Linked DNA regions of Homo sapiens: region 2 is linked to region 1. A link is a contact called in ENCODE Hi-C or POLR2A ChIA-PET data. All regions are on one chromosome and are shown on one strand. Each heading gives the region's core, a stretch centred on a gene start or an enhancer-like site at or near the end of the contact. The rest is flanking DNA. Distances are from core to core; before and after follow the strand shown. Region 1 has its middle 16 kb from the start of TARBP1. Region 2 has its middle 35 kb from the start of LINC01348.

What was found. Hi-C counts contacts between places; a loop is a spot of excess contacts on that map. ChIA-PET counts read pairs that join two places held with the same protein, here RNA polymerase II (POLR2A). Pooled maps may share reads with other maps.
Region 2: a pooled map shows a loop between it and region 1 (2.1-fold over the local background). The contact joins two enhancer-like sites. A Hi-C loop is called at or near these places in 4 of 37 single-sample maps with no recorded cell type and 13 of 50 pooled maps. POLR2A ChIA-PET finds 5 or more read pairs at or near these places in 10 of 52 experiments (AG04450, GM10248, GM12878 and 7 more).

The regions. Positions count from the first base shown.
Region 1 is chr1:234,492,712-234,497,724 of GRCh38, forward strand. No RefSeq gene overlaps it. Among named protein-coding and RNA genes, the nearest start is that of TARBP1, 16 kb to the left of the region's middle. RefSeq lists an enhancer at 2,424-2,633. Within about 2 kb of position 2,685, at least 10 of the 41 ENCODE cell types and tissues checked have a DNase peak (open chromatin) inside an H3K27ac peak, as active enhancers do; they include GM12878, where a contact is called at or near this core.
Region 2 is chr1:235,032,580-235,037,592 of GRCh38, forward strand. No RefSeq gene overlaps it. Among named protein-coding and RNA genes, the nearest start is that of LINC01348, 35 kb to the right of the region's middle. Within about 2 kb of position 2,737, at least 5 of the 41 ENCODE cell types and tissues checked have a DNase peak (open chromatin) inside an H3K27ac peak, as active enhancers do; they include GM12878, where a contact is called at or near this core.

The DNA.
Region 1 (5,013 bases), core at 1,435-3,934:
TTTTATTTATTTATTTGAGACACAGGGAGACTCTGTCACCCAGGCTGGAGGGCAGTGGAGCAATCTTGGCTCACTGCAACCTCCACCTCTGGAGTTCAAGCAATTCTCCTGCCTCAGCCTCCCAAATAACTGGGATTACATGCACCTGTCACTATAGCTGGTTAATTTTTGCATTTTTAGTAGAGACAGGGTTTCGCCATATTGGCCAGGCTGGTCTCGAACTCCTGACTTCAGGTGATCTGCCCACCTCAGCCTCCCAAAGTCCTGGGATTACAGGCATGAGCCACTGTGCCTGGCCAAATTAATGATTTTATAACAACCACTATGCAAAAGAAGCAAAGAACATGCTGAGAGCCTATGATGAGATGCTTCACCCCAGTCTGTGCAGTAGGACTGGCTTTTCTGATCAATGGTGTTGTCAGAGGTGTTTGAAACAGAGCAACTTTATGTCGAGTAGGGGCTCGGTAAAATGAGGCTGAGACCTACTGGGCTGCGTTCCCAGATGGTTAAGGCATTCTAAGTCACAGGGTGAGACAGGACGTCAGCACAAGATACAGGTGATAAAGACCTTGCTGATAAAACAGGTTACAGTAAATAAGCTGGCCAAAACCAAGAGGGCGACGAGAGTGACCTCTGGTCGTCCTCACTAATACACTCCCACCAGTGCCATGACAGTTTACAAATGCCATGGCAATGTCAGGAAGTTACCCTATATCGTCTAAAAAGGGGATCCATGAATAATCCACCCCTTGTTTAGCATATCATCAAGAAATAACCATAAAAATGGGCAGCCAGGAACCCTCAGGTCTGCTCTGTCTACGGAGTAGCAATTCTTTATTCCTTCACTTTTCTAATAAACGTGCTTTCACTTTATGGACGTGCCTTGAATTCTTTCTTGTGCGAAACCCAAGAACCCTCTCTTGGATCGGGACCCGTTTCCTGTAATAGTGTGTCAGCTGATATCTACAGAAAGAGGGAGTCAACTAGACTAGAATTGAGTAAAAAGCCTCCTCCACCCCCAGGGGAAACTATGTGGAAACCCCAAGGCAGTTGGGAGCAGGGAAGAAGGAGAGTGGGGAAGGCCAAACGAATGGAGTTGACAGAGGAGGCAGGACAGGTGGGCACCCCAGGCCAGGTAGGACAATCAGCCATGAATATCAGACTCATTCTAGGTGGGAAGCGACTGTAGGGTTGTTTGAGGAGAAGAGGGAATGGTGACTGCTTTGATTTGCATGTTCAAAAGTATAACCATTAGGTTGAAAGAGCAGGATCCCAAATGTGTAGGAGAAATCACTCACCAACTCCTTGATTCAACATTCCAGGGTTATTCCTTCTTTTCTTCTTAGAAAAAATTAGTAGAATACACGTAACTTAAAATTTACCATCTTAACCATGTTTAAGGGAACAGGTCAGTGGCATTAAGTACATTCATATTGTTGTGCGACCATCTTGCAAAATTGAAACTCTCTGCCTATTAAAAACTAACTTCTGATTCCCCACTTCCCCAACCCCTGGTGACCACTTTCTCTCTCCTCTATGAATATGACTCCCCTAGGTACCTCATATTAGTAGAATCACACAGTATTTGCCCTTTCGTGACTGGCTTATTTCACTTAATATAATGTCCTCAAGGTTCATCCATTTTGTAGCATGCATCCGAACTTCCTTTCTTCCTAAGGCTGAATGATATTTCATTGTATGTGTGCCATGTTTTGTGTATCCATTCATCCATCAGTGAACTCTCGAATTGCTTCCACCTTTTGACTATTATGAATAATGCTGCTATGGACATGGGTGTACAGACAGACAAGGCCCTGCCTGCAATTATTTTGTAAATATACCCTCAAAGGCTTTTTCTTGAATCCTGATTCTGGGAATTACACTATACTAAACACTATGGGGGTTTAGAAACCTAACTATGACAGTCTCTGACACCCCAAAGAGACAGGAAAATGCCCCCACCCCTCTCTCTGCAGCTTTCAGTGGAGTAAATAAATAAGTGGTGACTGATGTGATTAAAAAGACAGAACTAGTTAACAGGACTGGGTAAGATGCTTAGGTCAAGTCAATAAAAGATGAAGAACCACTGGAGGGTTTTTGTTTGCTTGCTTGCTTGGTAAATTGGTTGGTTAGTTGGTTGTCTGATTTGTTAAAAAATTAAATTAAGTTAAACATAGAAGCACCTGAACTGAATTAGGCTACAGAAAAATCCCACCAGAGTCCATATGTAGGATGAATTGGAGAAGGAGGGGAAACTGGAGACAGAGGGCCTAGAGAGGAGGCTGTGGTAATAGCCCAGACAAGAAAAAATCAGGGTCTTAAATGACACCGTATCAGTGGCCATGGAAAGAAAGGACTCTTTCTTTGAGGTTAGTGCCCATTTGCGATTGGTTGACCCTGATTTCAGCAAGATCTGGTCTCTGAGCCCACAATGTGCCTCTACCTTCTGGACTGTCAGCCTCTGTCAGAGGTAGAACATTTCTTCCCCTAGGGGATCCTTCCATGAAGAAACATCTCCATCTGCTTCATCTCCTGCTTCCTTGTGACCAAATGAAATCCACCCAGGAGAGCTCTGCATCACACACCAACGGTCTCAGGGCTGTTTCCAGCAGCAGCTTTGAAGGACAGCTTCTCCGAGCAGGAACTCCCACTGGGCAACTCAAGAAGCCTCTAGGCGACTCAGTCCCTTTAGCTATTTTTAGTGTGCCTTTTACATTCAGAAACTGGAAACCTTCTGTACAAACTCATTTTTTTTCTGCTTCCCTCAGGCAGAAAGTTTCAATCTTAAACCTTCATGCTAAATGACACAATGTTTGAGAATTTAGCTTACTTTCTTTCCTCATTGTTACCGCACTATTCATACCTCTAAGTATGCAAAGAGCTCTGAATCTTACAGTTCCGGCTCAAGCAGCAGTCAAATTGCAATGAATGAGGTCTCTAACTGTATTAAGACCATGATGTCAAGCTGGGGGTGGGGTGGGGAGGGTGTGCAAAACTATACAGTCATTGAGGGACACAAACTTCAACCTCCACCTCCACCCCAAACACACTACAAAAAGTAATGCCTTAAGCTTGAACATGAGCACCGTGTAAGAGGTCCTCACGTCCAGAGTTTGTCCTAAAAGATCTTTCTTTCCTTTCCTTTCCTTTCCTTTCTTTTCCTTTCCTTTCCTTTCTTTTCCTTTCCTTTTCTCTTTCTTTCTTTCTCTTTCTTTCTTTTTTCTTTTTCTTTCTTTCTTTCTTTCCTCTCTCTTTTCTTTTCTTGTTTTTTTTTTGTTTTTGTTTTTTTTTTTTTTTTTTGAGATGGAGTCACACTCTGTCACCCAGGCTGGAGTGCAGTGGCATGATCTCAGCTCACTGCAACCTCCTGCTCCCGGGTTCCAGCGATTCCTCTGCCTCAGCCTCCTGAGTAGCTGGGACTACAGGCACCCGCTACCACACCTGGCTAATTTTTGTATTTTTTAAGTAGAGGCAGGGTTTCACCATATTGGCCAGGTTGGTCTTGAACTCCTGGCCTCAGGCGATCCGCCAGCCTAGGCCTCCCAAAGTGCTGGGATTACAGGTGTGAACCACCACACCTGGCCATAAAATTTTATTTTTTAAAGAGCATTCTTTAGGAATAGGATATAACTAGCTTAAAAAAAAATCTACTTTAACATCTTATTTGCTTGGTACTATTAAGAATTCTAGAAGAAATTGAGCCATGTGACAGTAGAAACATTAATGTTTCATGTTCCATTTACTTTTTTTTTTTTTTTTTTTTTTGAGACATGCTGGAGTGCAGTCGCATGATCACAGCTCACTGCAGCCTCGATCTCCTGGGCTCAAGCCATCCACCCACCTCAGCCTCCCTAGTAGCTGGGACTACAAGCATATGCCACCATACCCAGCTGATTTTTTTCTTTTTTTTCATAGACCTGAGGTTTCTCCATGTTGCCTAGGCTGGTCTCAAACTCCTGGACTCAAGCAATTGGCCAGCCTCAGCCTCCCAATCATTTACTTTTTCTTACTTGCAGTACCCACTGCAGAAAGTCAGACTACTAACAAACGTCTATAATTGGCTAATCTCTGAAGTACTGGAAAAACATCCAGAAGAATAGGACATGAAGCTGACAACACGCTTCATGAGGAATATGACATAAACTTATCCCCCCTTGCCCAGTTTTTTACTTTGAAAATTGTCAAACATATGGAAAAGTTCAATGAATAGTACACCATTCAAGGGCACCATACTTCACCTAGATTCACTAGTTGTTTATAGTTTACCAATTTTCCTTCTCTTCCTCCATCTTTCCTCCTATATATGTGATGTATGTGTGAGTATTTACAGACACACACACATTTATATTCATATACGCCAAACCATTTGAAAACAAATTGTAAGCATGATGCCACTTCACCTTGTCACACGAACAGCCTGGCTGCTCACACAAAGCCTGTTCGTGGACTCTCTTCACGTGGACGCGCGTGACACACCTTAAGTGCTTTAATATGTACTCCTAAGAGCAAAAACATTGTCTTTTATAATCCCAGTGCCATTATTACACTCAAGAAACCTAACATTGATATTTTAAGGGACACTTTTTCAAAAAAAAGGTAAAATTATGACTCGTACAGATACTAAAAAAAAAAGTTAAAGATTTATTCAATTCATTAATAATGAGGAAACTGCAAGACGCTACTGCCAGTTCAAAAGATAATCCAAAGAAGACACACATTTATTGATAAGGATACTGAAAGGAATAAGCAAACTGAGGCAAAACTGGCTGCTTCTTGTCTGTGGTCAAGGATTGTTTTGCATTGTTATCCATGATCTACAATTTATTGAGTTGTAAAATAACTCAAAGGCCGTGAAAGGTGCAGAGCCCCTATAGGATCAAAATTAGATAACCCTGAAGGGTGGGTGGGTGGGTTCTAGACCTTTTCCTATAAAGGGCTAGATTGTAAATGTTTTTGGTTTTGCAAGCCATATGGTTTTTGTACAGATACTCAACTGTCAGTGAACATGCAAGT
Region 2 (5,013 bases), core at 1,487-3,986, 540 kb after region 1:
ATCCCAGCTACTGGGGAGGCTGAGGCAGGAGAATCACTTGAACCCGGAAGGCAGAGTTTGCAGTGAACCGAGATCATGCCATTGTACTCCAGCCTGGGTGACAGAGCAAGACTCAGTCTCAAAAAAAAAAAAGCATTCCTAGATAAAGTTCTTCAGAAAGAAGAAAAACGGTATTTGGAAGGAAACTGGAAACATCAGAAATGAAAGAAACAGACATGGTAAATATCTAAATGAATACATTATTCTCCTGTTGAGCTTCTTAAAACATGTTGGTGACTGAAAGCAAAAATTGTAATATTTTCTAATGAGCTTTCATATATATATACACACACATATATGTAACATATAAGAGAAGTATAACAGAAAGAGGGAGAATAAAGGGACCTGTATGGTAGAGGGGAGGAGATAATAAAGATAGATGCATAAATTACTGAAACAGGTAGGGTGCAGTGGCTCACGCCTGTTATCCCAGCACTTGGGGAGTCCATGGCAGGTGGATTGCTTGAGGCCAGATGTTCGAGACCAGTCTGACCAACATGGCAAAACTCCATGTCTAATAAAAATACAAAAATTAGCCAGGCATGGTGGTGGGCTCCTGTCATCTCCTGTCATCTCAGGAAGCTGAAACATAAGAATTGCTTGAACCCAGGAAGCAGAGTTTGCAGTCAGCTGAGATCACACCACTGCCCTCCAGCATGGACAACAGAGTGAGATTCCATCTCAAAATAATAATAATAATATTAATTAATTAATTAATTAATGAAACAAAAAGCAAGCAAATAAAGAGAAAAAAGTTATTAAAATTATTTTTAACCTCTGAAGAGGGTAATTTAAAAACACCTCTAAAAAGAATAATGAAGAAAAAATATGAAAATTCACAATAAATAATAACACAAAAAGGAACTGATACCTATAAATACAGCAGAGATTAGACGGATAAGAGAGTACTTCAACAGCTTTGTGCTAATAACATTGAAAATGTATACATTCTTAGAAAAATTGGTTTTTAAAACTGATTACAAAATAAAAAGAAATATGGATTAGGCCAGTAGTCTAAATTTTCTAGTAAAGAGAACACTAGGCCAAAACAGTTTACAGGAGAATCCTAATAAACTTAAGGAACAAAGAAATATTTTTAAAAATGTACCAAGAAATAGAAAATGAGGAACAACTCAACAACTCCACGGTTATGAGGCCAGTGTGATTTTGACAACAAAACCTAAACAAGAAAAATTTGAGAATTTAAAATTCTAAGCCCATTTAATTCATGAATAAATATGCAAAAACTCCCAAGCAAATATTAGCAAACCAAATCCAACCACATATTTTTTTTTCTTGCGATAGCATATTTTTTAAAAAATAAAACAACCGGGCACGGTGGCTCACACCTGTAATCCCAGCACTTTAGGAGGCCAAAGCGGGCGGATCACCTGAGGTCAAGAGTTCGAGACCAACCTAGCCAACACGGTGAAACCCCCATCTCTACTAAAAATACAAAAATCAGTTGGGCATGGTGGCAGGCAACTGTAGTCCTAGCTACTCGAGACGCTGAGGCAGGAGAATCACTTGAACCTGAGAGGAGGAGGTTGCGATGAGCCGAGATCACGCCACTGCACTCCAACCTGGGTGACAGAGTGAGACTTTGTCTCAAAAAAAAATAAAAAATAAATAAAAGCAAAACACAACACAACAAAGTTGAGTTTATCTCAGGAATTCAAGACTGATTTTATATTTTAAAATCCACTGATATTAAATGTTAAAGGAGAAAAATCTTATTATCCTCTCCATAGATGCAGAAAAAGCATTTTATAAAATTCCACACCCATTTATGATTTTTAAAAAGTTTCCTAACTATTAACAAATCAGAAGTAAAAGGAAATTTCCTTAATCTCTCTCTCTTTTTTTTTTTTTTTTTTTTTTTTTTTGAGATGGAGTCTGGCTCTGTCGCCCAGGCTGAAATACAGTGGCACAATCTCAACTCACTGCAACCTCCACCTTCCTGGTTCAAGGGATTCTTGTACCTCAGCCTCCCGAGTAGCTGGGATTACAGACTTGTACCACCATGTCCGGCTAATTTTTGTATTTTTAGTAGAGATGGGGTTTTGCTGTGTTGGCCAGGCTGGTCTCAAACTCCTGGTCTCAAATGATCCGACTGTCTCGGCCTCCCGAAGTGCTGGGATTACAGGCATGAGCCACTGTGCCCAGCCGAAAAATTCCTTAATCTGATTAAAAAGACATCTATTTAAAACTTCTCAATTGTTTGGTTTCCCGTCTGGCATTTAAGGAGCTTGGAAGTCATCACCCCATCCTAACAACAAGTGAAAAGCTGAACAGACTGAAAAATCAACAACTCTTCTGAAGTCCATCAGAGAAGTGAGGTCACATGGCAAATCACTGTCCCCAGAGTTGAAGAGACAGATATGCAAATACAGAGAATCACAACCTACCAAACCAGAAACCCATGAGCAGAAACTTCCACAGAAACCAGTACCACAGCAGAGAAATCTAAGCTACAATCGACCGATTTCTGGGAGCTCTGTGTGGACTAGCCTAAGAGTTCAAAACTCCAAGGGGACCCAGTCATAGAGGAGGACCCACACTTTTATGACTTTGACCTCCTTGAGATTGACCAGGTTCTCACACTGAGACAGAAAAAAACCTACTCATGGCAGTGGGGAGGAAAAGGAACCATTTTAAAATATGCTGGAGCATTCTGTTCTTCTTAACAAGGCCTGCCCTCAAGGGCTCCCGGGCGTGGTGGCAGGCGCCTGTAATCCCAGCTACTCGGTAGATTACTATATTACAATTCCTTCCAGCCAGTACATCGTGTCCAGCTATCAAGAAAAAGTACAAGTCATAGTAAAAGGCAAAGAAAACACACACACACACACACACACACACACACACACACACACACACACAATTTGGAAAGGCAAAGCAAGCATCAGAACCAGATTCAGATGACAGGGACGGTGGAAATATCAGACCAGAAATTTTAAATAATTAAGATTTTTTTTTTTTTTGAGACGAGTCTGGCTCTGTCACCCAGGCTGGAGGGCAGTGGCTCAATCTGGGCTCACTGTAGGCTCCACTTCCCAAGCTCAAGTGATCCTCCCACCTCAGCCTCCCAAGTAATTGGGATGACAGGCACATACCACCACGCCCAGCTAATTTTTGTATTGTTTTGGGATTACAGGTGTGAGCCACTGCCACCAGCCCCTTTTATTTTTAACCTATATGTATCATTATATTTAAAATGGATTTCTTGTAGACAACATATAGTTGGGTCTTGTTTTTTGATCCACTCTGACAATCTCTGTCTTTTACTTGAGGTATTTAGACCATTGATGCTTAAAGTTATTATGGATATAGTTGGGTCAATATCTATGATATTTGTTGCCATTTTCTTTCCATTGCCCTTGTTCTTTATTCCTATTTTTGTTTCCTACTCATTTTCTGCCTTTTGTAGTTTTCTCTTTTTTCAAGATAGGGCCTTGCTGTGTTGCCCAGGCTGGAGTGCAGTGGCACAATCACGGCTCACTGCAGCCTCGACTTCACTGGCTCAAGCAATCCTTCTACCTCAGCCTCCCAAGTGGCTGGGACTCCAGGCATGCACCACCACACCTGGCTAATTTTTTTTTTTTTTTTTGCAGAGATAGGGTTAATTGAGCATTTTTTCCTCCTTTCTTAACATATCAGTTATAATCATTTTTTAAAGTTTTTTTTAGAGGTTGCCCTAGAATTTGCAGTGTACATTTAGAGCTAATCCAAGTCTTCTTTCAAATAACACCATGCCACTTCATGGGTAATGCTAGTGCTTTATAATAATAAAATAGGCCGGGCACGGTGGCCCAAGCCTGTAATCCCATCACTTTGGAAGGCCAAGGCTGGCAGATCTCCTGAGGTCAGGAGTTCAAGACCAGCCTGACCAACATGGTGAAACCCTGTCTCTACTAAAAATACAAAAATTAGCTGGGCATGGTGGCAGGTGCCTGTAATCCCAGCTACTCAGGAGGCTGAGGCAGTAGAATCACTTGAACCTGGGAGGTGGAGGTTGCAGTGAGCAGAGGTCTCACCACTGCACTCCAGCCTGAGTAACAGAACAAGACTCAGTCTCAAAAAAATAAAATATAATAACAAAATAATACCAATCTCTCATTCCTATCTCTTGTATTACTGTCTTCATTCATTTCATTTATTCATATGTGTTATGGACCAAATGTTTGTGTTCCCCCCAAATTCATATGTTGAAGCCCTAATCTCCAATGTGATAATATTTGGAGATTGGGCCTTTGGCAAGTAATTAGGACTAGAGGAGGTCCAGAGGGCAGAGCTCTGGTCTAATGGTATTGCTACCCTTATATGAAGAGACAACAGAGAGCTTTCTTTTGTTTTGTCTGCCATGTGAGGACAGAGTGAGGAGAGCCAGGTTGAGGGCCCTCTCCAGAACCTGAGCACACTGGCACCTTGATCTCAGACTTCCAGGCTCCAGAACTGAGAGAAAATAAATTCTATCGTTTAAACCTCTGTCTATGGTATTTTATTATGACAGCAGACAGAGCCATTATTATTTTAAACAAACTTTTAACTGTTAGATCAATTATGAATAAGAAAAATAAAAATTTTTATCTTACTTTCACTTTTTCCTTCTCCAATTCTCTTACTTTTTTGTAGATTCAACTTTCTAATCCATATCATTGTCTTTTTTTCTGAAGTATTTATCATTTCTTGCAAGGCAGGTCTACTGGCAACAAATTCGGTTAAGTTTTCCCTGTCTGAGAAAGTCTTTATGTTGGCTGGGCATGGTGGCTCACGCCTGTAATCCCAGCACTTTGGGAGGCCAAGGTCGGTGGATCAGTTGAGGCCAGGAGTTCATGACAAGCCTGGCCAACATGGAGAAACCCCATCTCTGCTAAAAATTCAAAAAATTAGCCAGGCGTGGTGGCACATGCCTGTAATCCCAGCTACTCAGGAGGCTGAGACAAGAGAATCACTTGAATCCTGGAGGCAGAG